Linked DNA regions of Homo sapiens: region 1 is linked to region 2. The links are chromatin loops, found by intact Hi-C in ENCODE. Cell type or tissue: PC-9. All regions are shown on one strand. Links, peaks and the distances in the headings refer to the core of each region. The heading gives the core; the rest is flanking DNA.

Region 1 (15,377 bases), core at 6,961-9,460, 45 kb after region 2:
TAATCTGATAATACCAAACAAGACAAAGAAATTATAAGGAAAGAAAACTACAGATGAATATCCTTCATGCACTAGGTGAAAAAATCCTGAATACAGTAGTCCCTTGGTGTCCGTGGGGAATTGGTTCAGGGACCCTTATGGAAATCAAAATCCGCGGATGTTCAAGTCTGTTATGTAAAATGGCCATAGTAGTCTCATCTAACCTTTTCATATCACCCTGTATAATTCAAATTATTTCCATCCCTATACAATAAAAATGCCATGTAAATAGTTGTTATACTGTATTGGGTTTTTTATTTGTGTTATTTTTATTGTTGTGTTGCTAATTTGTATTTTTTTTTCTGAATATTTTTGATCCCTGTTTCATTGAATCTGTGGATGCTTCTGTAGTATCCACTGGCTTGAAGATCTAGATGACAGAGATTGAGGTGACCACAGGACCTGGAAAGTGAGGGAAGAAATCCAGGGAAAAAGATGTCAAGCAAAGAATTGCCCCTTATTCTACATTAAACTCTGCCCAAATTTCAGACTGACTGACACCCAGAATATATAAAGACTTGTACAATACAATATTAAAGAGCCCAACATCTCAATTATAATGGGCAAAATTTGAACAGTTACTTTACAAAGGAAGACATACAAATTGTTAATATAGCCCATGGAGAAGTGTGACATTATTTGTCATCAGGAAAAAGCAAATGAAAACTGCAGAGAGATACAACTACAAGATCACCAGAATGGCAGATATTAAAAATACTGATAACAGGCCAGGCATGGTGGCTCACACCTGTAATTCCAGTACTTTGGGAGGCCGAGGTGGGCAGATCATCCAAGGTCAGAAGTTCGAGACCAGCCTGGCCAACATGGAGAAACCCTGTCTCTACTAAAAATACAAAAATTAGCCAGGCATGGTGGCAGGTGCCTGTAATCCCAGCTACTCAGGAGGCTGAGGCAGGAGGATCGCTTGAACCCAGGAGGCAGAGGTTGCAGTGAGCCAAGATCATGCCACCGCACTCCAGCCTGCATGACAAGAGTGAAACTCCATCTCAAAAAAAAATACTAATAACAGCAAATGCTTATTAGGATTCAAAACAATCAGAAATTGCATATATTTTGGGAGACAGTGTAAAATTAATCTTTTGGGAGATGATCTGGTGGTTTCTTAAGCAGTTAAACACATCAAGCAATTCTAATCATAGATATTTATTCCAGAGAAAAGAAAGCACATGCACGCAAAAAGACTTTTATAAGTATGCTGCAGGATCTTTATTCATAAAAATATTTAAACAATTAAAATGTAAGCAAGTTTCCAAAGACTTATATTCATACAATAGAACATCACTTCAGGATCAAATGACTAATATGTGCATCAACATGGATGGATCTGAAAAACACTATACTCAAAGAATTGTAATACAGAAGAGTTCTTACCGTATGGTTCCATATATTTCATATTCTAAAATTAGTAAAATTTATGGTGAAAAAGTAGAACAGTGGTTGCCACTGGGGGAAGGGGTTAGAGACTGACTGGAAAGTGTCATGAGGGAATTTGTGGGGTAATGTTAATGTTCTGATGGATAAGTAATAAGATAGCTAGATAGATGGCTAAGACATAAATGTTGCTAATTTTAGTATCTAAGCTGAGAATATATGGGTGACTACTGTATAATTCTTCCAACTCTTCTTTATGTTATAAAATTTCAGGGCTAGGCACAGTGGCTCATGCCTACAATGCCAGCACTTTAGGAGGCCAAGGTGGGAGGATCACTTGAGGCCAGGAGTTTGAGACCAGCCTGGGCAACATAGTGGGACCCCATCTTTGCAAAAAAAAAAAAAAATTAGCCATGTGTGATTGGGCACAACTATAGTCCCAGCTACTTTGGAGGCTGAGGTGGGAAGATGGCTTGAGCCCAGTTGGTCAAGGCTGCAGTGAACTGTGATCATACCACTGCACTCTAGCCTAGGTGACAAGGTAAGACCCTGTCTTCAAAAAAAATTTTTTTTAGTAAAATATTGAGAAAAACAGTTTTGAGTGAAAATTTTTAACAGAGTTTTATAACACAAGATATATATATATGCATCCGAAATTCCACACATTTTGCCAGAAAGACATACCAACAACAGGCACACATTAAACAGATCGACCTGGTTACTGATGCGGCAGGGGAGAAAATGAGAGTGGGTAGTGGGGGATATAATGGAACAAATAAATAATATCTGTTTCTTTTTTTCTTTTTCTTTTTAATATGTGTGCCCTCAAACATTCTCCTATTCAAATAAATGATATTTTCACATTCACATTTTATCCAGCATTTCTATGTAAATAAACTAGGAAGACGGTCTGTGGACGCTTTATCTGTGTTGTTGTCAAAGGCCTGTAATATGTCTTGAAGAATATTTTCCGGAAAGAATTTAGAAGTGATTCACAACTGAATCTTGTATGCCAAGAATAGTGCACATGAACAAAACATTCTCTGACCATAGAAGGATCAATCTTTTCACCTCAAAAATCCCATAGATTATTTTTATATTTTATTAGTACTTTTAATGTTGCAGACAATAATTAAAATGCAAAGCTTATTTTTTCATTCCTTTGAAATTGACTCAATTCTTTAGTCTTCAGCCTTGCCATTAAAAAATTTCTCAATGTCTGCAAGTGCATCTCTACGAGTCTCTTCCTCCTTTTTCTCTTACTCTTCCTCCTCCTACTTCTCCTCCTCCTACATACCCTCACCTTCCTCCCCCTTCTCCTCCATCTTCTTCTCCTCCTTCCAATATGAGATTTTGCCCATGTGGATAAATTGTTTATTCTTTCTTAATGATTTATTTATTACAATCTGCTTCCTTCTCTAATCCTCATTTTTTCTCATTAGCTTATAAGATACACCTGATCAGTATGTTCATATTCATTATAGAGTTTCTCATTATTTTTAGCCCTTCCCTCTAAGTTCTGAAAAAGTTCTATGCCATATATTCAGTTTCCTTTGAAACATATCATTGATTTTTTAAAATAGACTTTATTTTAAGAGCAGTTTTAGGGTTACAGAAAACTGCTCAGAAAAACTGAGAAAGTATTAATATTTCCCATATACTCTCCTTTCCCCTGCCCAGTTTCTCCTATTGTTTGCATCTTGCATGTGTGTGGCATATTTATTACAACTAATGAACCAATTTTGATACATTATTATTAAAGTCTGTGGTTTACATTAGGGCTTACTCTTTGTGTTGTACATTCCATGGGTTTTGACAAAGCATAATGTCCTATATCAACCATACTGTATCACACAGAATAGTGTCACTGCTTAAAAATACCCTGTGCTCTATCAATTAATCTCCCTGAACCTCTAACAACCACTGATCACTTTACTGACCTTTAGTTTTGCCTTTTCCAGATTATCATATAGTTGAATTACAGTACGTAGCTTTGACAGACTGGCTGCTTTCCATTAACAATATGAATTTAAGGTTATTCCATGTGTTTTCATAACTTCATATCTCATTTCTTTTTATGGCTGAATAATACTCTATTGTATTGATGCACCACAGTTTGTTGGTCATATATCATTGATTTTACAGATTGAAATATCACTCACATTCAGAAAAGTGTCTGAATCATAAATATACATGTGAAAGTATGAATATAAAATGAACAGCTGTATAATCACCACCCACAACAAAAATTGAAGCATGGTAGAATTGCAAACACCCCACTCTCACAGCATCATGATGCTTTCTTCCCCATAAAAAGAAACCACTACCCTAAGTTTTAAGATTCCCTTGCTTTTCTTCATATTTTTACTATTTAAGTGTCCAAAATCATCCTATTGATGAATTTTGCATGTCTAATGAACTTCGTACAAGTGGAATCACACTGCATCTACTGGGTTTGTCTAGTTATTTTGCTCAACATATTTATGGGAGTCATCATGGTATTGCATGTACAGCTAAAGTTTGTTCAATGTCCTTGCTTTTACCTTGTGTAAATAACAAAAATATTTATCCATACTATCATCGATAGACATCTGGAGTATTCTCAGCATGTCATTGTGATGAATGATCCTGCTATGAACATTCTTATATGTGTATTTTGGTACACATTTCTTATAGGTTTATACACTGAGTAGATTTAAGTGTCATAAGAAATGCTTTTCAAATCGGGCTCTACAATCCACCAGCCTTAGATTGTTGCATATAGTGGGAGGTATAGGTCAATTTCAGTTTTATTTCACAATACTCAATTTAACAGCAACATGTATTGAATATTTTCCCTGTTCCCATGTTGCTGCAGCGCCCCATTTGTTGCAGATCTGAAGTCAACATGAGCATGCATATAAAATTCAAAAGATCTACACATAAAATATTAAAATTAATTAGATTAGTTGGCAAGATTGCAGGATAAAGGAGCAAATGTGGTATTTAGTAGAAATGATTGGGGTGGACATCATTATTTTGTTCCCCATCATAGAGGAAATGTTTTCAATATTTCACTATTCCTTTTGATATTTGTTGCCATTTTTGTAGATCTTTACTATTGCTTAGTTGCCTAAATTTTCTTATGATAAATGGGTGATTAATCAAACTTTTTTTTTCTCTGATACCTAGGTTGCCCTTTTATATATCATTGGCAACATTTTGTTTAGCATTTTTGAAAGTATATTTATGACGAGATAGACCTGTCATTTTCTTTTTCTTTCTTTTTTCTTTTCTTTTTTTTTTTCTTGAGATGGAGTCTCCTCTGTCACCCAGGCTGGAGTGCAGTGGCACGATCTCAGCTCACTGCAATCTCCATCTCCCAGGTTCAAGCGATTCTCCCACCTCAGCCTCCCAAATAACTGGGAATACAGGCACGTGCCACCATGCCCGGCTTTTTTTTTGTATTTTTAGTAGAAACGGGGTTTCACTGTGTTAGCCAGAATGGTCTGGATCTCCTGATCTCATGATCTGCTTGCCTTAGCCCCACAAAGTGCTGGGATTACAGGCATGAGCCACCGTGCCTGGCCAGACCTGTCATTTTCCATTCTAATGAAGCCTCTCACAAATTTTGTCAGTGTTATTACAGTGGCCTCATAAAGTTAGTTGGAAAGTGTTTCCTATTTTGTTATTCTCAGGAATAATTTTGAGATGAACATGGTTTCTTCTTTAAATATTTGGTAGAATTCACTGATGACACCAAATTTCAATGCCACAGTCTTTTATCTATGGATTACTTAAAAGTGGTTTGATTAATTTCTAAACAAGTTTGTAATTTAGGGTCCACTGAGAAGATAGAAACCTTATCAATTATTTGAAAAGAAAAATTAGCATATTGTAGAGTTGGTAGCTAGATTTCTGAAAGAGCAGAAAAAGAACTGTAGGCCACATGCAGTGGCTCACGCCTGTAATGCCAGCACTTTGGGAGGCTGAGGCGGGTGGATCACGAGGTCAGGAGTTCAACACCAGCCTGGCCAATGTGGTGAAACCCCATCTCTACTGATAATACAAAAATTAGCTGGGCGTGGTGGCGCATGCCTGTAATCCCAGCTACTCGGGAGGCTGGGGCAGGAGAATTGCTTGAAGCCGAGAGGCAGAGGTTGCAGTGAACCGAGATGGCACCACTGCACTTCAGCCCGGGGAACAGAGCGAGACTCTCAAAAAAAAAAAAAAAAAAAAAAAAAAAAAAGAACTCTAATATATGATGGAAGCAGCAACTGCAGGAAATAGCAACTGCAGCAAGCAGCAACCACCTGAGGTCTGAGGAAACAAAGTGAAGAGACCAGAATTACTAAAACTTAGAAGCTTGAAGGAAGGTCATGCTCACCTGAAACTCAGACCTCTGAGGAGAGGTCAATGTTGGGCTGGTTCTGCTGTCTCTGAGCTCAAAAGCAGGGCCCTGCAGTGTTAGGACTTAGACATCTAAGGATCAGTCTTTGGGAAGTTGTTTAATAATGTTTACAAAGAGCCATGATGAAATAGGTTATTCAAGTGTTAGAAAAACTGAAAATTAGGCAGTTGCTACAAGAAAAAGTACTGCTGGTTGGCAGGCACAGGATATAGTATATCTCCCTGCCCCCACCACCCCTATACGCTTCTGCTAATAATTGCCCAACACAGAACCAGATTGGGGGTGTGGAGGTCGGGAAAGATTGGCTGCAGATTCCCCCATTCCAGCCCCATAAAGCAGAGTGAAGAATGGTGGGTTTGGAGATGAGACAATATTTATTAAATGCACACATGAATCATTTAGTTGTATTTTTATTGATTTCTAGCCAAATTTCATTGTATTCAAAAGCATATTTAGTATTTCAGTATTTTGAAATCCCGTATCATTTTGCTAATTTGTGCAAATCTTATGTGCACTTGAAAAGATGCGAATTTTAGTTTTTGCTAGAATCTTTTGTTCCCCCAGCTTCATATAGGTGTCAAAAGTGCTGCAGAGCTTCTAGGCTTTTCAGATCCTAAACTAGACCATCATCCCCAGGAGAAAAGTAGCCCCAAATGCATGACTCTCCCAAGTGTTTCTGAATTTTGGCCCACCATTTCTCCATTATCTTGTCTTTTGATGCCTTTTGACATTTAAAAAGTTTGCTCATCTTTCCTCTGCCAGATGTTTGTTCCAAATCACTCATTTTATTATTACTGGAAGTGGAAGTACACAAAGTATTATTCTGTCCCTTTTATTTTTAAAATTTCCTTTCATTTTATAAAAAAAAATCCCCTATTATCAGATTGATCCTCTTTAATATGTAAACCGTATGTATTTTCAGAAACATTTCCTTGGAAAGGAGTTGTTAAATAAAGAATCAAATAGTCTCATCTCTTAATAGTGTCTTTTTTTTTTTCTTTTGAGACGGAGTCTCGCTCTGTTGCCCAGGCTGGAGTGCAGTGGTGCGATCTCGGCTCACTGCAAGCTCCGCCTCCCGGGTTCACGCCATTCTCCTGCCTCAGCCTCCCGAGTAGCTGGGACTACAGGTGCCCGCCACCACGCCCGGCTAATTTTTTGTATTTTTTGTAGAGACGGGGTTTCACCATGTTAGCCAGGATGGTCTCGATCTCCTGACCCCGTGAGCATTTTCACAGATTGGTCGTTATGTCTTTTTATTTTCCTCTTCCTTTTCTGGATTGAGTCAACCCATTCACCGTCCTCCCTGAATCATCCTGTCCTCCATAAGACAACTTACAATATTTGCTATATCAAGAGCAGGGTGAAAATAGGTGATAGATTTTTCTCAAAGAAGAAAAAAATTTCGAGGTTTTACAAGAGACTTATCCCTTCCCATAATAATAACATTTTGTCTGTATCAGTACAGCCCTTCTATTTGCCTTATGACTTGCATTTCATCATCAGTAGTTAAAGCAGAGGAAACGTGGGAACCATTTACTGTTTCTGCTTATGGCCTCATCAACGGTTGCATCTGTTTTTTTGTGGATTCTTGGCATCCACGTTCTTGTGGATCTTGCAACAAACACATTATGGTAGGTAGCAGCAGCACTATCAGTTTCAGACGCGTCCACACCAAAATGGAATAAAAAGGTAATCGAGTCAAAGAAAGGTTGAGATCCTGTATTCCTTAAATTCGGTGTCCAGTACAAATCAGCCCAATTTCCTTTAAGTACCTGCATTTTTAGCGCACACATCGCTTCCATTCTGTAATTCTTTTCTTTTTTCTTCCTGTATTGCAAGCTTCTCTGTTCTCTCCTTTATGGGATATTTTCTTGGTAAGTAGGTAGGTAGGTAGGTAAAGTCCGCTTTGGTTGAGTTTATTTGGGTTTGTGTCGCGTTTGAAGAAAAATAAATTCAAACTCTAGGGGGAAGGCAGTAGAACTGGACTAGCAGTATAAAATTGGATGGCTAACCAAAAGAGAATAGTGACTATACAAATACTGACTATCCAAACGAGAAAGAGACGACTTAAGGGAAAGTGCTACCCTGCAAGAAATTCCGGGAATTGTCCAGAAGATCCACAGGGTCAGAGACACACGCGCCAGGAAAGGCGCCTTTCATGCACGGTCCGCTGGGTAAAACAGAGAAATATATATACGAGCTCTCTGTCTTTGGAAGCATTTCGGTTCCAGGAAGGGGGAGTTAAGGAATTCCTTTGGGACCGGCACATGTGAAATATCATCCAGGCTCTCAGCTTGGCACCCGGTACTTGCGTCCTAGGCAGGCAGATAAGTGGAGAGTTTTTCTAGGAATTCTGGGAAATGTAGTTTGGGAGCCCCGTGTAGTCGGGTAACTTCCGCTCTAGGAGGCTGAGGCCGTCTCCCTGATCCCGTCGGGAATTCTGGGAAGCGTAGTCCAGGAGGTCTCGGTAGGCAGAGCCACTTCCGCCCCAGGTACGCTAGGCCGCGGCCTTCGTTCCTCCCAGAAAGGTGAGCGCTCCCCGCCCTGCTTCCTGCTCCTTCCGTCCATACTGATGTTCGTTTTGTTGGGGTCCAGTAGCAACCGGGCAGTAGCTCTAGGGGAGGATAATCCACTTGCGGCGAAGGGCGGGATTTGTGTTATCTTTGAATGAGCCTTCTCCAGTGTGGGGCAGCTGGCGCATCCCCACTTAGCGCCGGGGGTCCAAGATCCTACATCGCAGGGACTGGGGATCTCCTGGGTTCTGTACTTCCCCAGCCCTTTCCCCTGACCATCAACCAGCTCTGCCACTTCCTAGCAGTATAATAACAGGCGAGTATCTTAATCTCTCTGCCTATGTTTCTTTTTCTTTAAAATGGTACTAGTATCTATCTAATGGAGTTCTTTTGAGAGTTAAATAAAAAGACTTGGAACAGAGCCTGACAGGTGGTAGAAGATGGGTCTCTTGTTATTAGCACTTTTTAATTTTCTGAGAAGGACTCAGTTCCCTGAAAGCTTCTGTGAACCCAGGATGGGGTCAGAGCTCCAGCTGCAGAGTATCCCTGGCCCTTTTCTGATCACTGAGAGATTTTTCTTTAGGACAGGATCACTCCTGGCTGTCTGGGTAGTCCATTGTAATTCATGCAGGAGTTCTGATTTCCCCCATCCTCCTTTCCTTCTTTAGCCTTGACTTCTTGAAAAAGGCTGCAGGGAGAAGGAGGGAATGACCCTTTGGCACTTGGCAGCGGAGTCTCACCTGAGTAGTACTTATCATCCTTTCTTTTCAGGGAAGACGATATTTCCATCATTCACTGGCAAATTCTGCTCGAAGATGCGCTGATATTTGTTCAATAAATGCAGAAACGGATGAGGGAGTACTTGGGCATGAGTAATAAAGATAGTATTTAAACATTTAGTGCTGATCATTCTAAGAGTTTGATATGAATTAACATCTTTAATCCTCACAAGAGCCCTTTGAGCCTGGGTTGGGTACCACCATTCCCATTTTAAAGATAAGCAAACAGACATAGAGCATAGGTGGTTTATCTTTAGGTCACCCAGGTGGTAAGAGCCTGAGCTGGGATTTGAATTCAAATAGTTTCCATCCATTGCCTTAGTTCTTGATGTGTTTAGTATCAGCTTCAGAACACATATTTGGATTTTACTAGAGGACCGTGAAAGCAAGGTTAATAAGCTTTGAATTTTTGATTTTTTAAAATTATCTGTAATTTAATTTTATTTGAAATATTTATAGTTCATATTCTGATTATATAAATTATTGCATATTGTAAAAGATTAAGAAAGTATAGAAAGTGTAAAAGAAAAAAATTATGCTAACCACAAGATATAACAGTAACAATATTAATATTTCAATGTTTTCCTCTTCCAGTAGACTTCTTTTTGGATTTTCACCCATGTTTAACCAAATAGGCTTCATAGCTTTTATTTTTCCCTTAAGTTTTTACTATGGAAATTTGTAAGCATAGCCAAATGTAATATGACTAAAATAATTCTGTGGAAGCGTCACCCAGCTTCAACCTTTGTTAACATTTGCCAGTCTTGTATCAACTCCCTGTCCCTTTTTTTTTTGTTTCAGTATTTTAAAGCAAATCTCTAACATCGACTTAGTATAATATCGTTTGATTGATTGTCATAATTGCCAAACGTTGATGATCATAAATTGCTTATATCCAAGACTTTGAAAGGGAAATGCCAGCAGCTACTCTAAGGTTTTCATTCGTTGAAGCTTACAGAATGGTCCTTACTTGAGGAAGCTAGGGGATGCAAGAGAATTGTACCTTGGAGAAGGATGGTGATGAATTTTGTGTTCCAGTATAGAGTTTGCCTTGCCTAAGTCTTATAGCTCTTTGTTTCTTATTTCTCTTTATCTAAATCCATACACTGAAAGTTCTTCTATTTCTGGGACCATGTCATACTTTTCTCCATGTGCCCAGCACATCGTACAAGGTTGTTAAGGGTTTATGGTTAGAGTAGCTACTCAACAGACAGCTGGCATCAAGGATTTGCAGTGTGGAATTGGAATTAGGTATCAAAATAGAATAGAAATAACCCCTGGATATATTCCTTAATCTCACTTAATATTGGTAGGTTATATAATCCACCAACTATTTCAGAGTATTGAAGAGTTGAAGAGCAATGATTGGTTATGTTTTGATAATCTAAAAAAATTCCTAAGAAACAAATTGTTAGAAATGGTAACAACATTTATAGACCATGCCTTATAACTGAGGTTGTGTTTCCAGGTTTTTAAAACAGGTTTTTAAAAAATGTTTTTACAGTGACATTGACTATTTTGTTATTTTTGGTATACAATTCTATTACAACACAGGCATAGTTTGTATAACGACTACCGTAGTCAGAAAAAGAACAGTTCCATCACCCCAAAAACTCCCCTCATGTCTTCCCTCATAATTACCCCTCACCATACCTGTAACCACTGGCAACTACCATAACCACTAAAACGCTATAGTTTTGTCTTTTTGAGAATGTCGTATAAATGAACTGATGCTATATGTTAACATTTGAGACCGGATTCTTTTACTCAGCAAATTGCTCTTGACATTCATCAAAGTTGTTATACGTATCAATACTTCATTTCTGTTTACTTCTGGTTAACAGAAGTGTCCACTTTATGGATGTATCACAGTTTATCTATTCTCTGGTTGATAGACTTTTTCCTCCACTTTTTGGCATTTATGAATAGAGCTGATATAAACATTCATGTACAGTTTTTTTTGTGCTTATTTCTGTAGGGTACGAAGCCAGGAGTGTGGTTACTGGATCATATGGGGAATGTATGTTTAACTTTATAAGATGCCAAACTGTAGTATCTGTACCATTTTGCATTCTCACTAATGATGTAGAAAGTTCCAGTTTATTTACATCTTCATCAGCACTTAGTATTTTCCTTATTTTTTTTTATTTTAGCCATTCTAAGCATTGTGACTTTAATTTACATTTCCCTAATGGCTAATGGTGTTCAGCAGATATTTCTTTTTTTGTTATTGTTTCTTTGCCATCCTTATATCTTCTTTGCGGAAGTGTCTGTATGCATGCTTTGCCCAGTTTTACATTGGGTTATATTTTTCCTATTGTTGATTTTTGAGAGCTATTTATATATTCTGGATATAAGTCCTTTGTTGGATGTGTGATTTGCAAATATTCCTTCTCAGCCTGTAGCTTGTCTTTTCATTCTCTTAATAGTGTCTTTTGCAGAACAAAATTTCTAATTTTAATTACATCTAATTTATCAATGTTATCTTTTTTGGATTGTGCTTTTGATGTCATATCTAAGAAGTCTGCCTAGCCCCAGGTCGTGAAGATTTTCTCTTGTTCTAGAAGTTTTATGGTTTTACACTTAAATCTGTGATCCATTTTAACTTTTTTTATAATATGTGATGGTTAAGTTGGGTTTTATTTCTTTACATATGAATGACCAACCATCCCAACACCACTTGTTTGGGTTTATTTCTGTACCATGTTCTGCTAAATTGATCTATGTGTGTATCTCTTCACCAGTACCAAGATATCATATTTACTGTAGCTTGATAGTAAATCTTAAGACTGGATAGTTTGATTCTTCCAAATTTATTCTTTTTTTCCAAAATTGCTTTTAGCTATTCTGGTTCCTTTGCCTTTCCATATGCATTTTAGAATCAGCTTATTTATATCTACCAAAAATTCAGCTGGTATTTTCATTGACATTATGTAAAATCAGTAGATCCGTCTTTATCACATTGAGTTTTCCAGTTCATTGATATAACATGTCCCTTCATTTAAGTGTTCTTTAATTTCTTGCATTAGTGTTTCATGATTTTCTGCATACAGATCTATACATGTTTTGTTTAGACATATGCCCGAGTATAATATATAATTTATTCTTCTAGAGCTATTTTAAATCATATTGTTTTAAAATTTTGGTTTCCAGTTGTACATTGTTAGTGTATAGAAATACACCTGATTTTTGTGCATTGACCTTGTATTCTCTGACTTTGCTATACTCACTAGAAATTTTTGTTTTTTGGTAGATTCCTTGGGATTTTCCACAGAGACACATGTTGTGTATTAATAGGGTCAGTTTTATTTCTTCCTTTCTAATCTGTATGCTTTTTATTTCTTTTCCTTGCCTCACTACACTGGCTGATTTTCAGTACAGTGTTGAATAGTTATGTCAAGAGTACACATCTCTGCCTTGTTCCTGATCATAGGGGAAAGCATTTTTATAAGTTCCATTATATTTTTAGTCTGCAAAAGTTCTGTCATGAGTGGATGTTGTATTTTGTCAAATGCTTTTTCTGCTTCACTTTTACTGGAGCTGGTGATTGCTGTGCACTTAAAAGTTTGACAAGTACCTGTAGAACAGCCTTATTTAATTTTTTAACATTTATTTTTTAACTTATCTACTTATAGTAGAAATTTATTCTTTTTGGTGTACATTTCTGAGTTTTGACAATTGCATTGTCATGTAGACTTCACCACCACAATCAAGATTCACAACAGTTCCATCGCCCAGAAACATCCCCTTGTGGTACCTTTTTGTAGTCAAACTCTTCCCCAACTCTTAACCCCAGGAAACCCCTGGTTCACTCCCCAACCCCATTGCCTTTTCCATAACATCACGTGAACAAATCAATGCAGTATGTAGAATTTTGAGTGATTTTTTTCATTTTTCTCTTTGATTTCTCACATCAGTATTTTGTGTTTTGTGTCTTTGAAGGAATTAAACCATTTCATCTATCACTTTGAATTCATTAATGTTAATTCATTTATATTTCTAATGCCTGTTAAGTCCGTAGTGATATCCCTTCTTTCATTCTTGATTTTGGTAATTTGTGTCTTTTCTCTTTTGTTCTTCATCAGGAGTTTAATTTTTACTAATCTTTGCAAAGAACCGCCTGTGGGTTGAATTAATTTTGTCCAGGAGCCAGCAAACCTATTTTTTTAGGCCCAGATTGTAAATATTTTAGTTTTTCCAGTTAACTAGAAATATCAGTACTATTATTTAGGTATTTATATAATGAGAGGAAACTTTAATTGACAAAATTTAAGATATAATGATTGAGTACAACTTAATTGAAGTTCAAGGTTGCTATTCCTTGTCATCAAAATTGACTGTAAATGTTCATCTGTTAATGCTGATTTGTAATGAGATTTTATGTATTTTATCTTTGAAAAGAAATTTTTTAAACAAATAGGTCCTATGAAATACTGATACTAATCCATAAGCAAATGATTTTAATTGTGAATATCAATGAGTTGAAAGATGTGGTAAACTGAATAGTGGCTCCCTAAAGATGTCCATATCCTAATTCCCAGAGCTTATGAATGTTACTTCACATGGTATGAGATATTTACTGGTGTGATTAAACTTAGGGAGTTTAAGATGTGTAGATTATCCTGGATTATCTGGTTGGGCCCAGTGTAATTACAAGGATTCTTATAAGAGAAAAGCAGAAGGATCAAAATTAGAAGAAAGTGACATGATAACAGAAGCAGAAATTGGAGTGCTGCAGCCATAAGCCAAGGAATTCCAGCAGCCTCTAGAAGTTAGAAAAGGCAAGGAAATGGATTCCTATGAGAAGCAACCAGCCCTGCTGACACCTTGACTTTAACCCAAGGAAACTGATTTTAGACTTCTGATCTCCATAACTAATAAAGAATAAATTGCATTATTTTAAGCCACCAAGTTTGTGGTAATTTATTATAGCAGCAATAGAAACTAATACAGAAGACATTTAAAGAATTACTGTAGACTCTTGATATTTACCTTTTAGTATGTCACTACATTTCAGAATAATCACTTTCAATGGAAGGTTAGGAGAATTATGCAGTGTACAATGAAATGGACTTTGAAATGCAGAAAGGTCCTTTGCGCTTGCATCAAGGTCTGAAAACACTGCTACAATTCTGAAGTTTGGGCTCAGATAACATATATACTACAAATTTGTGTGGGAATTGAGATATTACTTGTTTTAACTTTTGACAGCACTGGAAATTTGTAAAGTGGCTTAGCATTACCTGTGATTCAGACATTAACTGTCTTTGAAATAACTTTCCTACACTATAAGCTTCACAAATAAGTACTGTTTTGCCTTTTAATTTTAGGTCGAGTTCATTAAGAAGCATTATCAAGTCTGCAGCTAAAGCTAATTTCCAATGTCATTCAGTATTATATCAATAGTAATGCTTGAGGGAAGTTCTTATTCAGAAATATTTCAGTCTCAGCCCTGAGATTTAAAAAAAATCACAATAAAACTTCATTGCTGCTCAGACATTGAACTCTCATGTGGTAGGGCAAGTCAGAATTTTTCTGTTTCTCATGAAATTCATGCAACTGATGATGGTTAAATCTTTGAGTTTGAATGAAGTTCACTGTTGCCACTAGTGGTTCAATAGCACATGATAGATTAAAATATTCTCTGCAAAGTACCTGCTGATGAAGAATACAATGAGTAACCATAGGCTTTAAATACATGTTTTTATAAATCCAACCTCTGCCTTTTTCTGCTCCAACATATCTTTTACCACTATCAATTTTAACACTTCTTAGCAGATTGTACTGCCTCAGGTTTACTGAATTAGTATTTGTACCTTCTTTGGTAATATTTTCACCTGTGGTTGTTCCATATCGACTGTTCCTAGAGGCTAACCATTCAACCACTCAAACTTGGCATTGATTCCTTGAATACACAATATCTGAGCAACATTAGTAACATCTGTGAAATCAAGAGCCAAATAAATTTATCAGAATCATTTCCCTTGTATTTTAATGGACCATAATGTTGTTCCCATTGTCCTCAACTCTTAGAGCAGTTGGTCTTGCCCAAAGTCTACTAATCATAAACAAATTTATTTTATCTGGATACATTTCTTTGCCTTCTGCAATCAAACATGATTTAATTAATTCATCACTGGTAAATTACTTTCCTTGCTTGGGGCAGAAATAGAAGCTGAATATCTGAATATCAAAATGTACTGTAGTTGCTACCTCATTTTCATTATTTTTTTTGTGAAGAAATTCTGCTCTGATGAGACATTT
Region 2 (15,377 bases), core at 8,623-11,122:
CCGCTGAAATCTGGGCGTGGCGGGAGAGTAGGTGGGACAGACAGGAGAGTCCCAGGAGGCTGGCGGTGAAGACTTGAGAGAGACTGGGGAGTAACTCAGTGAAACTGGTGAGTTTGTAGGTGATTCCTGGGTGCCTGCAACTGACTCCCGCTGAAATCTGGGCGTGGTTGGAGAGTAGCTGGGACACACAGGAGAGTCCCTGAGGGCTGGGGGTGAAGACATGAGAGAGACCGGGGAGTAACTCAGTGAAACTGGTGAGTTTGGTGGTGATTCCGGGGTGCCTGGAACTGACTCCAGCTGCAATCTGGGCGTGGTTGGAGAGTAGCCGGGACAGACAGGAGAGTCCCTGAGGGCTGGTGAAGACATGAGAGAGACTGGAGAGTAAGTGAGTGAAATTGGTGAGTTTGGTGGTGATTTCTGGGTGCCTGGAAGTGACTCCTGCTGAAATGTGGGCGTGGTATGAGAGTAGCTGGGACACAGAGGAGAGTCCCTGAGGGCTGGTGAAGACATGAGAGAGACTGGGGAGTAATTGAGTGAAATTGGTGAGTTTGGTGGTGATTCCAGGGTGCCTGGAACTGACTCCAGCTGCAATCTGGGCGTGGTTGGAGAGTAGCTGGGACGGACAGGAGAGTCCCTGAGGCTTGGGGATAAAGACCTGCTAGAGACTGGGGAGTAACTCAGTGAAAGTGGTGAGCTTGGTAGTGATCCCTGGGTTCCTGAAAATGACCCCCGCTGAAATGTGGGCGTGGTTGGAGAGTAGCTGGGACAGACAGGAGGGTCCGTAAGGGCTGGGGGTGAAGACATGAGAGAGACTGGCGAGGATCTCACTGAGGTCTGTGAGTTTGTAGGTGTTTCTGGGGAGTGGGAGACCGACTCCCGCTGAAATCTGGGCGTAGTTGGAGAGTAGCTGGGACAGACAGGAGAGTCATTGATGGCTGGGGGTGAGCTGCTGGATGATGGCAGTAAGAACATATGGTATATTATTGATGAATGAGGTGACTGTGAAGAATCTCCAGAGGAGGACACGGGAGAGCACAATGACATCAGTGATTGTCCGGGAGAGCACAATGACATCAGTGATTGTCCTGCTTGGTCAGGAAAGGGAAATGTAAAGTTGTGAAATTCTGTTGATGATGGATGTGAGAGTGGTGAAGCCCTGCGGGATGATGTAGAGTACTTCCACATCCCTGGCGAGGAGCTGCCCCTTGGGTCTGAGTTTCTGGGAGGGGAGAGGGAGAAGCTGGGTGAGGCAGGCATGAATCTTGAGGAGTCAGGGCTGGGGGACCGCTCATAATCTCCCGAGACGTGTGAGTCTCTGGGGGACTCCTGGGTGCATGAGGCTGACTCCCGCAGAAACCTGGGGATGGCTGGAGAGTAACTGGTAGGCACAGGAGAGTCCCTGAGGCCTGGGGGTGAAGAGATGAAAGACACAGGGGAGGAGCACCGTGAGGCTCGTGAGTTTGTAGGTGATTCCTGGGTGTGGGGGGCTGACTCCAGCTGAAATCCGGGGTTGTTCGGAGAGTGGCTGGGAGGCACAGGAGATTCCCAGAGAGCCGGGGGTGAGCTGCTGGGTGATGGCAGTAAGAACATGTGTTATATTATTGATGAACGTGGTGATTCTAAAGAATCCCCAGAGGAGGACGCGGGAGAACCCAATGGCTTCATTGATTGCCCATCACGGTTGAGGAAAGGGAAATGGGAGCTTGTGGGATTCTGGTGATGACAGAGGTGAGTGTGGTGAAGCCCTAGGGGAGGGTGAACGGTAGCTCCGGATCCCTGGTGAGGAGCTTCCTCTTAAGTCTGAGTTTCTGAGAGGGGAGAGGGAGAAGCTGGGTGAGGCTAGCATGGATCTTGGGGAGTCCGGGCTGGGGGACGGTTCATAAGAAGAGCCAGACAAGACCCTACTGTTCTTAGGTGCAGACATGATTAGGAAACCTGTAGCTCCCAGAGAAGCCTACCAGTTTTCTAACCCGCAGAAAGAAGGAGTGTGTGTGTGTGTGTGTGTGTGTGTGTGTGTGTGTGTGTGTGTGATGTGAGGTATGTGCTCCTTAAGAAAATGGAAATAAACCAACCAATGAGACAGACAGACAGACAGACAGACAGAGATTCACTTACCCAAGTGTTCTGTCCTGTCCTCTGAATCTGCTTCCAAGTCGCAAGACGCTGTAAGCTCCAAGTCCACGCAGAGCCCGCAAAACGCTCCGGCCGCTGCTCCGCTCTGTGAAGATCTGAGTACAGGCCCGCCAGGGTGGGTTTAAATAGCCTCGGGCGGGCGCAGCCTGGCAGCGGAAAGGGCGGAGCTTCACTCCTCCTTTCCATCAGTCACCCCCAACTTTCCCAGGTTACACCGCGTAGGAAACTGTTCTCCTGATTTGATTTCATGCGCCACATTTGGGACAATCTAAGAACTTACAAGTTTTCTTGGTGAAATATATTATGAATTAAATGCACTGAAACACTGAAAACCATCTAGTGGTTCTGTGGTTCTCACATTGTGGTTTTGACACCAGCAGCATCCTTGCAACCCTCAAACCCCGGAGATCCACAGATCTGTGTTGTAACAAGCCCTCCCCCTGACTCTGATGCATGGCAGTTTAAGAATTACCCGTGTAAGCGAAACGACTTTTGAGAAAAAGGGGAGATATCCGTTGTATAAACATTCTTCTGCTCTGGAACCATCTAGATACTTCGGGGCCAGTTGGGTGGAGCATTCATTGGATGAGGGTGATTGGATTAGGAATATCAAGGTGTGGCTCCAGATAATTCAATCATCTAATTCAGTTTTCAGTTATGCTAATCTGTTGTAAAATTCTGTTTATGTAAATTCTATTATTCAGACTGAGAATGGCAGTGCCTGAACCCCATTTTCCAGGAGGGTTGAGTGCCTGAAGGTTGAGTTGATCACCAATAGCGTATGGCTTAACCTATCATGCCTATAGAGTGAAGCCTTCATAGAAACTCAAAAGGACTGGGTTTAGAGAGCTTCTGGGTAAAACTTCCTGGAAAGTAGTGCGCCCCTTCCCCCTGCCAGGACCCATGAATCTTTTTTTCTGGATTTTTTGCAATATCCGCTATGGTAAAGTTGTAAATGTCAGTGTTTCCCTGCGTGCTGTGAGCTGTTCGAGGAAAGTAATGCAACTAAAATAGGGAGCGGTGGAAACCTGATTTATAGCTAGTTGATGAAAGCATAGGTAAAACAACGTATGGCTTGCCATTGTTATTAGAGTGGGAGGCCAGTCTTGCGGAACTGAGCCCTGTGGAATCTAATGCTATGTCCAGTTAGATAGTGTCATAAATGAATTAGAAGACACCCAGCTGCTCTCCACAGCAGAATGGATTGTGTGCTTGACTGACCGAGAGAAATCCCTAGACATATCGTCACAGAAATCTTCTGTGTTGATTGTTGTGATGTGAGAGCGGAGGAAAAACTGTTTTTGTTTTTTTCTGTCAGCCTAAAATGTAAACGTGTCCATTTTTTCACACTATTGAGGATCAAGGGATTTATGTTTAATCTTTGTGAACTTGATATGTAAAAATGATGTTGGTTTTCATTTTTGTGATAACAAGGTGGTCATAGTTGATGCCTTTTCGTCATTTTTCATTTCAGTGCCTTGTTATGTCTTTCATCCACTTTTTAATTATTTAATTTTTAATTAAAAAAATTTTTACACCGCGCGCAGTGGCTCACGCCTGTAATCCCAGCACTTTGGGAGGCCAAGGCGGTTGGATCACGAGGTTGGGAGATTGAGACCATCCTGGCTAACATGGTGAAAACCCGTCTCTACTAAAAATACAAAAAAATTAGCCGGGCGTGGAGGTGGGCACCTGTAGTCCCAGCTACTGGGGAGGCTGAGGCAGGAGAATGGCGTGAACCCGGGAGGCAGAGCTTGCAGTGAGCCAAGATCGCGCCATTGCACTCCAGCCTGGGCAAAAGAGCAAGAGGCTCCGTCTCAAAAAAAAAAAAAAAAAAAAAAATTCTGTCCAGACATGATGGCTTGTGCCTGTAATTCCAACATTTTTTCTGTCCAAGCTGGGAGGATTGTTTGAACACACATGTTTCAGACCAGCCTAGGCAACACAGTGAGACTCTATCTCTATAAGAAAATTTTTAAAAATCAGTTAGGCATGATGGTGCACACCTGTAGTTCCACTTACTTGGGACACTGAGGTGGGAGGATTACTCATGCCTAGGAAGTTGAGGCTGCAGTAAGCAACAGAGCAAGACCATGCATCAATACAAACAAACAAAAACCAAAACAAACAACAAACAAAACATTTTTTAATTTGGAAAGATAATATCAACACTGATGAACTCTATAAACTTTTAATAGAGAAATTTTATCACTTATATTTATAAAACATCTGATTTTGTCTTTATTTGCAATGGCTTTTAATTTTTTGATTTATTTTTATTTTAATAGGATTTTGAGAAACAGGTTGCATTTGGTTACACGAATAAATTCTTTAGCGGTGATGTGTGAGATTTTGGTGCACCCATCACCTGAGCAGTATACACTGTACCCAATTTGTAGTCTTTCTTCCTTCACCCCTCTCCCATCCTTCCCTCCCCTCCATCCCTGAAGTCCATTGTATCATTCTTATGCCTTTGCATCCTCATAGCTTAACTCCCACTTATGAGTGAGAACAAACAATATTTGGTTTTCTATTCCTGAGTTATTTCACTAAGAATAATGGTCTCCAATTCCATCCAAGTTGCTATGAATGGCATTAATTTGTTCCTCTTTATTGTGGAATAGCATTCATATATACATATATATATATATGCAATAGAGCAAGACCATGCATCAAAACAAACAAACAAAAACCAAAACAAACAACAAAAGAAAACTTTTTTTTTAATTTTGAGAGATGATATCAATGCTGATGAACTCTAATAAACTTTCAATAGAGGGATTTCATCACTTATATTTATAAAACATCTTATTATGTTGCTATAAACGTGTGTGCAACTATCTTTTTCATATAATGACTTCTTTTCCTCTGGGTAGATACCCAGTAGTGGAATTGTTGAATCAAATGGTAGTTCTACTTTTAGTTCTTTAAGGAATTGCCACACTGTTTTCCATAGTGGTTGCACTAGTTTACATTCCCACCAGCAGTGTAAAAGTGTTCCCTTTTCACCACAGCCCCACCAACATCTATTATTTTTTAAATCTTTTATTATGGCCATTCTTGCAGCTGTAAGGTGGTATTGCATTGTGTTTCTGATTTGCACTTCCCTGATCATTCGTGATGTTGAGCATTTTTTCATATGTTTGTTGGCTATTTGTATATCTTCTTTTAAGGATTGTCTATTCATGTCCTTAGCCCATTTTTTGATGGGATTCTTTGTATTTTTCTTGCTAATTTGTTTGAGTTCCTTGAAGATTCTGAATATTCATCCTTTTTCAGATGTATGGATTGTGAAGATTTTCTCCCCTTTGTGGGTTGTCTGTTTATTCTGCTCAGTGTTTCTTTTGCTGTGCAGAAAATTTTTAGTTAAATTAAGTCCCACCTATTTATCATTTTTTCTGTTGAATTTGCTTTTGGGTTCTTGGTCATCAAGTCTTTGCCTAAGCTAATGTTTTGAAGGGTTTTTCTGATGTTATTTTCTGGAATTTTTATGGTTTCAAGTTTTAAGTTTTTGATCCATCTTGAGTTGACTTTTGCATAAGGTGAGAGATGAGGATCCAGTCACATTCTTCTACATGTGGCTTGCCAATTATCCCAGCACCATTTGTTGAATACGGTTTTTGTTGTTGTTGTTGTTGTTTTGTTTTTTTTGTTTTTTTTTTTTGAGACAGAGTCTCGCTGGGTCACCCAGGCTGGAGGGCAGTGGTGCGATCTCGGCTCACTGCAGGCTCCGCCTCCCAGGTTCACACCATTCTCCTGCCTCAGCCTCCTGAGTAGCCGGGACTACAGGCCCCCGCCACAGCGCCAGGCTAATTTTTTGTATTTTTAGTGGAGACGGGGTTTCTCCGCCTTAACCAGGATGGTCTCGATCTCCTGATCTTGTGATCCACCCGCCTCGGCCTCCCAAAGTGCTGGGATTACAGGCGTGAGCCACCGCGCCCAGCCTGAATAGGAGGTCTTTTCCTCACTTTATGTTTTTGTTTGTTTTTTCAAATATCAGTTGGCTGTAAGTATTTGGATTTATTTCTGGGTTCTCTATTCTGTTCCATTGGTCTTTGTACCTATTTTTATACCAGTACCATGCTGTTTGGGTGGCTACAACCTTATAGTATAGTTTGAAGTCAGGTAATGTGATGCCTCCAGACTTGTTCTTTTTACTTAGTCTTGCTTTGGCTCTGCGGGCTCTTCTTTGGTTCCATATGAATTTTAGAATTGTCTTTTCTAGTTCTGGAAAGAATGATGGTGGTATTTTGATGGAACTTGCATTGAATTTGTAAACAGCTTTTGGCAGTATGGTCATTTTTACAATATTGATTTACCCATTCATAAACATGGGATGTGTTTCCATTTGTTTGTGTCATCTATGGTTTCTTTCAACAGTGTTTTGTAGTTTTCCTTGTAGAGAGGTCTTTCACCTCCTTGGTTAGAAATATTCCTATGTATTTTTTGTTGCAGCTGTTGTAAAAGGGGTTGAGTTCTTGATTTCATTCTTAGCTTGGTTGCTTTTGGTGTACAACAGAGCTATGATTTGTGTACATTAATTTTGTATCCTGAAACTTTGCTGAATTCATTTATGAGTTCTAGAAGCTTTTTGAAGGAGTCTTTAGGGTTTTCTAGGTATATGATCATATCATCAGCAAACAGCAGCAGTTTGACTTTCTCTTTACTGATTTGATTGTTTCTTTCCCTCCTTTTATTTGATTGAGGTTATTGTTGTTCATTTTCTTTCCTTTAGAGCAGTGATTTTCAAGGGGTTACTGTTGGGTATTTGAATGGATGACTTCTTTGTTGAGAGAATTAATTTACAAGTGCAATATGTTTAGCATTCCTTACCTCTGCATACTAAACACATACCCCAGTCACTGGAGCAAGCAAAGATCACTCACACAATTCAAAAAAGTCTTAGGGAGGCTATTTCATTCCTGTTTGAGGGTCACTGTTCTATTTTTTCAGACATAAGATCTCATGCTGTCACCCAAGCTGGAGTACAGTAGCACCATCATAGCTCACTACACCCTGAACCTTCCAGGCTCAAGCCATCCTCCCACCTCAGCTGCTTGAGCAACTAGGATTACAGGCCAGATTCACTGTTCTACAGTTGGGAAGTATGAGCAGCTCCTAGATCAATTATACAAGAGCTTTCTCTTTTGTTCTTAACACACCCATTTAAGTGTGGATTTTCAGACTAAAGCCAAGCTCTTAGATTAGGTAAAAGTAACATTTAAAAATAACTATAATAATAAAGAGTATATAAATAATAAGGTAAAGAAATATACTAATTTTAAGACAAAATGAAAGAATAAATACTAGATGAAATCTAATGAAAAGAAAGCAGGTACAGTCTTCACTGAAAAGTAAACTCAAGGTGAAAATACAAAATACTTAAAATTGTTAACGAAATTTTTGGCCCATCAAGAAGATATGAACATTATGAAACTTACACAGGGTCAGCATCACTAAATTTTAAAATCCAAAATGTTTCACAATCTAAAACTTTTGGAATGTGAACATGACACCACAAGTGGAAAATTCCACACCTGAAGTATTTGCTTTCTTTCTGTTCTTTTCATTGATTTTTCTTTGGTCATCTGACGAAGGCAATCTTTGCTTCTGATGGTTCAATGCACACAAACATTGTATACAAACCTTGTGAACAAAATTATTCAAAATAATTCTATAAAATTAATTTCAGGCTACATGTATAAGGTTTATATGGAACACAAATGAATTTTGCATTTAGACTTGGGTCTCATCCTCAAGATATCTCATTACGTATATGCAAATATTGCAAAATCTGAAAAAAATAAAATATCTGAAACACTTCTGGTCCCAAGTATTTCAGATAAGGAATACAACACTTCCATACCTAACAACACAACTTTTAAAAAGTAAAGCCATTTGTATACCTAGTAACTTGACTTTTGAAAAATGAAGCAGGCTGGGCATGGTGGCTCACGCCTGTAATCCCAGCACTTTGGGAGGCCGAGGTGGGCAGATCACAAGGTCAGGAGATGGAGACCATCCTGGCTAACACGGTGAAACCCTGTCTCTACTAAAAATACAAAAAAATTAGCTGGGCCTGGTGGCGGGCACCTGTAGTCCCAGCTACTCGGGAGGCTGAAGCAGGAGAATGGTGTGAACCTGGGAGGCAGAGCTTGCAGTGAGTTGAGATGGCGCCACTGCACTCCAGCCTGGGCAACAGAGCGAGACTCAGTCTCAAAAAAAAAATAAAGGAAATAAATAAATAAATAAATAAATAAATAAATAAAGCAAATGCTATAGAGAGGAAAATGACAAATTTACCATTATAGGCTTTTTTTTCTTTCACTTTTTTCTTTTTTCTTTTTTTTTGGTGACAGAGTCTTGCTCTGTCGCCCAGGCTGGAGTGCAGTGGCATGATCTCGGCTCATTGCAACCTCCACCTCCTGGGTTCAAGTGATTCTCTTGCCTCAGCCTCCCAAGTAGCTGGGACTACACGTGCTTGCCACCATGCCTGGCTAAGTTTTGTATTTTTAGTAGCGATGGGGTTTCACCACCTTGGCCAGGCTGGTCTTGAACTCCTCACCGCGTGATCTGCCCACCTCGGCCTCCCAAAGTACTGAGATTACAGGCTTGAGCCACCACGCCCAGACTGGGAACCTTTTTGACATGCACTTTTCAATCGTTGACAGATGCATAATGAAAAAATCTAAGTAAGCACAAATAAGCATGTAGGAAATTTAAATAGCACAGTTAGCAAGTCTGGGGAAAATATAAATGTATGCATATCCATCTGATAGAGAAGACACATTGTTTTCCAACAGACACAGATGTCACAAAAATTAACCTTGTATTAGGTCAAAAATAAAAATGTTCCTGAACTCGTTTTTTAAAATTCAAGTATGTCAAATTAAATCAAGTAATCCTTCAACTTAGAGCAATATATAAGAACATCAAACATGTAAACATCAAAAGACAGAGATAAGCCAAAACAATTGCACTGTCCCTTTATGTGCCCTAAGCTGCGATGTCAAGCTATAGTTGGATATTATTCAACCATTTCCTGCCCATTGCGTAGAGGTGGGGGTCTTCACTTCTCTATCTAGTCTAGGACTGGAACCGCCTCACCACCCCTACAGCTTGAGGGTGCGTGGAAAAGGGAATGCCAGCCAGATATTCCAAACAGAGACTCTGCCAGCAGGACCAGGTGACCTTTCCTAGGAGACAGATTGTTCTCACACGTTATCAGGGCTTTCCTCCAGGCTAAAACTGTGGGCCTCTAATGGAATTCCTATTCAATTTTCTTACCCCATTTAGGGTACCCAAATTTTTCTTTAATAGAAATCTTAAATCTTAAATGCAATAACATGAAGTAAAATAAAGCCTAAGTCTCAACAAGGGCAAATTTTCAAAAAGAATCTGAAAACTTCCCGCGTTTTCTTGTTATGTTGTAATGTGTCTCTTTTAGGACACTCTCAGTACTCCTGCAATTCCCCTGTTAAGGATTCAGACAATAGTTGTTAATTCCTTCTGCTTCTTCTGAGACTAGGAAATAAATTACAGGGCTATGTTATATCGCAAGTGTAGATTATCCAGAGTTTTCATCAACAGAAATAAAACATGGTGGGGGGCGGGGAGGGAATTATTTAAGTGAGTGTTAATTGAAAAGTTTCGTGGTTTTAACGTTAAAAGACATGCCTATAAAATAAGAACTTATAAAAGTCTTCACTAAAACGGTAAAGTGCCCATTTCCAAGTAGTAAAATATTGAAACTTCTTTTCATCGTTGATAGTGATTTATTTAACATTTCATTATTTTATCGTTATTATGATTGTCGTTATTTTAGACGAATGCACGGAAGTCAAAGGACTTCCAAATGCACGGAAGTCAAAGGCCACCTTCACCAGGGTAGCCTTGCGAATGGCCACTGCTGCGCGCGGGGCTTTCTGGGGATTGTAGGCCATAGGCCTCCTTGCGCATGCGCCATGGTACTGGACGCACGCTGCGGGCGACATTGTTTGGGACGCTGGGGTGAGTCCCGTCTGTACCGCGCCCCTCTTGGAGGCGTAGCCAGGAGTAGGAGTGTAGGATGTGCAGCTGTGACCCGTCCCTGTGGACTGAAGTAGGAGGAGTGGAAGAGGGGACTGGTAACCAATGATAAGGCCTCGTAGGTGGGGTAGACTAGGGAAGTTCAGCGGCCCGACCTACCCGGGATAGGATGGGAAGAGCGTGGGCTCGAGCGTGGGCTCGGTTTGGGGAGCAGCCCTGGGTTTGACAAAACAGTGCATCTTCACGTTTCGTGACAGCGACTTGCGCTGTGCCTCCTCGGGTCGAAGCTTAGGGTCAGTCTTGGGATGTGCATCTCTGGATGAGGGCAGAGGGGCGCTGGCTCAGGGTTTTGGAGTAATGGCTGGACTGTGCGTCCCTGAATGGGATGAGGGATTTGCTTAAGCAGCTAGTCTCTGGATATAGAGGATGGCTTCGGCTGTTCTCGCTCAGTTTGGTGGGGGCGATTCTGGCTCAGCACCCCTAGGTTCTTGGATGGGGAGTTGTCTTGGGTCTGAACTCTGGATTTTGGCAGCTCTGACTCCATTGGGGCATTTATGACTTCAAGGCAGAGGTTCTGGCTTTTGGCAATAAAGAAACAACTCAGACTGTAATACTGTAATAACTCCAGAGTTTAATGTCACCGAATACATTTTGAAAAGAACTGTCCCAGGCCTGGCGCGGTGCCTCACGCCTGTAATCCCAGCACTTTGGGAGGCCAAAGTGGGCGGATCACGAGGTCAGGAGATCGAGACCATCCTGGCTAACACGGTGAAACCCCGTCTCTACTACAAAAAACAATTACAAAAAATTAGCCGGGCACGGTGGCAGGCGCCTGTAGTCCCAGCTACTCGGGAGGCTGAGGCAGGAGAATGGCGTGAACCCGGGAGGCGGAGCTTGCAGTGAGCTGAGATCACGCCACTGCACTCCAGCCTGGGCGACAGAGCCAGACTCTGTCTCAAAGAAAAAAGAAAAGAAAAGAACTGCCCCAAATTATTAACTCCATTCTCACCTCACATGCTGTGAGCCAGGGAGTAGGGACTTTGAGTATTATAAAGCACATTAGCAAATATAAGTTGTTAAATTACACTCAACAAATTTGAAGTTTGAACACTCTCTGTATATTTGATAAAGTTAGAGATTTAGTGTTAATTATTTTAGGTGTAATAGCAGCATTTATTACATTTCTGATCGTGTTTCTGGGCAATTGCAGTTCCAGATTCAGCTGCACTTTTCCTCTAGGTCTTCATTCCCTGAAGAAGTTGATATGGGCATCTGGTCTCATTCCTGATGCATTCCTCAGATCAGAGTAGTTGTCAGGGTGAGGGATGAGAAAGGCATTTGTGTGCGAGAGCTGTGTGGACTTTGGCAGATAGGGAAAAAACAAGAGTCTTGAGGTGCCATGTGTCCCATGCCTTTGGCTCCCCACCTTTTCCACCCTGCTGTCTGCCCTGAAAGGCCGCCATTGCCTTCTGGCCTTGCTTGTCTTTGGCCAATGGGAAGTCTCAACAGGAAAGTTTGGAGAGAGGAAGAAGTGTGAGTTGGAGTATCTTGTCCCCCAGTTCTCTCTCTGCAGGATTGTCACAGATTAGCTGCCCTTCTAAACAACAGGTCATAGTTTGGGTGGCCCTGGCCACACAGTCCTCTTAGTTCCAGGCTCCAGGGACTGCTCCCTCCCCTTACCTCTTAAGGCCCAGGTATTATAATGGCACCTCCCTGTCACTCCCCAGGATAGAGCCTTATCCATTGTGATTTCCTTACCCCGAGCCAACACCATTGTAAGCCGTCTGTTTATTAAACTCTCCTCAAATTTCAATGTGCCGTCTGGTTCGTGCCACGGCCCTGACTTGATACAGGCAGGTAGTGTCTGAAGCCAGAAATTCAGGAAACCAAACCCCCAACCATATATGTGTGAGTGCATGTGTGTGGATGTGTGCTTCAAAATAAACCTGTCCCATTATTGGCTCTTCAGTGAGAACAGGTACTGGAAGTAGAGGGTGAGTTTATGTCTTTGCACGTGCATCTAATGTATAATATCCAAGCCAATTCTATTTGTGCATTTGTTAATATTGAGAAACATTGATTGAGTGCTTGTTAAATGATAAGATCCTTACCAAGTACAGTGGATAAAAGACTACAGCTTGGTTATTTTTTTTTTTTTTTAGGATTTGTAGTTTTTTGACAGGGGAAAGGAGGAGTGTTTTCTTGGTAGGTTTTAACTATTGTAAAACGATGTAATTCATGCTGTACTAATGAGTTGAACCCTCCTTATTTTGGCCTTTGTTGGAGCCCAAAATAAGAAGTGATTAATGATGTCTCTTAAAGGTAGGAAAGGAGAGAAAAAGAGTCCAAGGATTTACCAAAAAGACATTTCACATTCTATTAACCTGATTCTATAACCCTGTGAGCTGCAATTCAAAGGGTAGCCCACAGACCAGTGCCAATAAATGATATTGGTCTGTGACCAGATAATTTGAGAACTTGAGTGTAGATGTTGAAAATTTTGTCTTATTGATTAACATAATAATAACAATTGGGCTTTAATTTGCATACCTTCTAAATTTCCTTTTTCTGGTAATTTCTTGTTACTGTATCTTACCAGAATATCAGTCTGTGACAGACTGAAAGTAACAGTAATAATAATTTAAAAACTAGTCCTTTATCACAGATAGTGTGAGAAGCACTATCTGAGAAGGCAGAAACATGGCTTTGGGCTTTTGTTTTTTAATCTTCGGTGTTTCCACAGTGCTTAAAGTGGCAATTTTATACAATAAGTTTCTCCACAAAGGCCAGAGGCAATTGTGTTTACAGGGTTTATCAGATGGAATCCCAATAAAAAATAAACAGAACACTCAAATTGGGTAATTTGAGAAGAGCTTAATAAAGGGACAATCTATAAAGTTGTAGGCAGGCTGTGGTAATCAACAAAGGATACTGCAATATTTCAGAGCTAGTGATAGCAGGGTAACTTACTGACTTTAGGACTGAAGGGCTAAGGGAGGAGGCAGTTGCTAAAACCTGAAGAAAGATTTATGGGATGACAGCTGCCTGATGGAGGCCATGACCTTTGGTCAATGGATATGGAATATAGCCATTCCACAGCAACCTCTAGGGAAAAACCTGGGGGAATAAATATTCTGACTTCACTCTTGTCCCTTCCCTGGATCTCTTGCTGGCTTTCCCCATTGGCTGAACCCAACTGGAAGCTAACTGGCAAGGGAATCCACTGATATAAGCAGAACAGGAAGGGGCTTTAGTGTATATGAAGTGGCAAGCTTAGAAGGCCTCTGTCTACCTACTTTGGTCTACCTGCAGTCTGAGAACATGTGTAGTTCAGTATACCATGAGCATTTCCAGAACAGAGAATGTGTCTTATATGTCATAGGTGTGTCATCAATATTTGCAAAAGCAGGGGATAGAATGGGTGCTGGAGAGATAGTTTAGGAAGCCAAGAGTCAAGGTGTAGATGTTTAAAAATTTGTATTATTGATTAACATAATAATAAAAATTGGGATTTAATTTGTATATTTTGGCTAACGGCATGTTCTTTAGACCACAGGCTTGGCCATACAAGATCAAGTCTTGCATGCGAAAGTGGAAATAGCAGAAGGTCCCTGTCATCCTGAGATTGCTCTCTCTTTTTTTTTTCCTCTGTTTTTTTTTTTTTTCTCTTTTGAGACAAAGTCTGTCTCTGTTGCCCAGGCTGGAGTGCAGTGGTGCAATCACAGCTCACTGCAGCCTCTGCCTCCCAAGTGATTGTCCTGCCTCAGCCTCCTGAGTAGCTGGGATTACAGGCATCCGCCACCACACCCAGCTAATTTTGTATTTTTAGTAGAGACAGGGTTTCACCATGTTGTCCAGGCTGGTCTCGAACTCCTGGCCTCAAGTGATCCACCCGTCTCGGGTTCCCAAAGTGCTGGGATTACAGGTGTGAGCCACTGTGCCCAGCCCTGAGATTGCTCCCTTATTCAGCAATTCTGTAGCCTCTTTTCCAGCATAATTGAGATGTAGATTATGTCAGTTCATTCACAAGTCTCAGAAAAGGAAAAGAATGTGCAGGTTTTGACCCAAAAGCTTCAGGAGAGAGATAGGAGTTACACAGTGGTCTGAGATTGAGGGACTGGGGACAAATCTAGGGAAGTCTTGAGGAGGTGGGAGTTCAGTCTGTTCAGAGCGAGAAGAGATGATATCCAGTGAGAGGAGAAATTGTGAGAAACTTGTACAGATAAGGAAGGAACCAATGTTCATTCACAACTTGTTGAACCCATGATCTCATGGATTATTTCTTCTTTGCAGTTCTGCTTTTCCAGAATCCTGCCCTTTCCAAAAGGAAGACGGTATGATTAAGTTCCAGGTAAGTTAAGGGTTTCTTTCTCTTTAAATATGCTGTTCATTCTGAGGAACCAGACACTTCTGTTTTCTGAAAGGAGGTCAGCATTTTTTGAGTGACTACTATGTATTAGGTACTTTATCTGCTCATAATGACTTTGTGAGGCAGGTGGTTTGACTCCCTTTATAGAAGTGAAGAAACAAACTCACAGATTTCAAGATGTCTACTTTGGTGCTACTCTAAGTGTAGTTCATGTATCAGTACCAGTCCATGAACTGCTTATCACTGCCCGATGAGGGAAAAAGAATCAAGAGTAAGTTCAGAAACTTACAGAAATTTGGTGTTGCCGCAGCATCCGAGTGCATGGGCAGCATATACGTGACCATACTCTAAATGTGACTGGCCTCATTCAATAAGTAGCAAGATTTGAATGGGTATGTATTGGTCAGAGTTCAGTCAGCAAGGCAGAACCAGTAAGAGATATATATTAAGAGATTTATCATAAGGAATTGACTTATATGATTATGGGGGCTAACTAGGCAAGTCCAGAATCCACAGGGCAGCCCCTCAGGAAGGGTGGGCTGGAACTCTTGGACACAGACTGAAGCTACTGTCTGTGGGTGGAATTTCTCCCCCTCCCAGGGAAGCCTCAGCTCTGCTCATAAGACCTTTCAGTTTATTGAATCAGACATACTCAGATTAGTTAGAATAATCTCCCTTAAAGTCAACTGATTATGGACTTTAATCACATCTACAAATTATCTTCATAGCAATACCTAGATTAGTGTTTGATTCAATAACTGAGGACTGTAGCTTAGCCAAGTTGACACATTAGAAAGACCATCACAGTGTGGAGGAAGGATTTTCTTTTAATCATGAAAAAAATTAA

Evidence for each region. Hi-C counts contacts between places; a loop is a spot of excess contacts. Peaks named below come from ENCODE experiments on the same cell type or tissue, not always from the same donor. Only the 100,000 strongest peaks of a DNase experiment are listed, where the experiment ranks them.
Region 1: a loop joins it to region 2, with 2.6 times the contacts of the local background. A loop is called at or near these places in 15 of 110 quality-filtered maps.

The regions. Positions count from the first base shown.
Region 1 is chr19:44,349,598-44,364,974 of GRCh38, reverse strand. It overlaps ZNF112 (zinc finger protein 112), which reads left to right and starts at 8,295. Exons shown (of 4, transcript NM_013380.4): 1 at 8,295-8,349. RefSeq lists an enhancer at 7,986-8,486. In PC-9, for the core only: no CTCF peak of the experiment used is centred there; a DNase peak (open chromatin) is centred at 8,264; H3K4me3 peaks cover 2,224 bases.
Region 2 is chr19:44,396,334-44,411,710 of GRCh38, reverse strand. It overlaps ZNF285 (zinc finger protein 285), which reads left to right and starts at 10,103. Exons shown (of 4, transcript NM_152354.6): 1 at 10,103-10,143; 2 at 14,455-14,512. The coding sequence starts at 14,498. RefSeq lists an enhancer at 9,950-10,706. In PC-9, for the core only: no CTCF peak of the experiment used is centred there; a DNase peak (open chromatin) is centred at 10,100; H3K4me3 peaks cover 1,777 bases.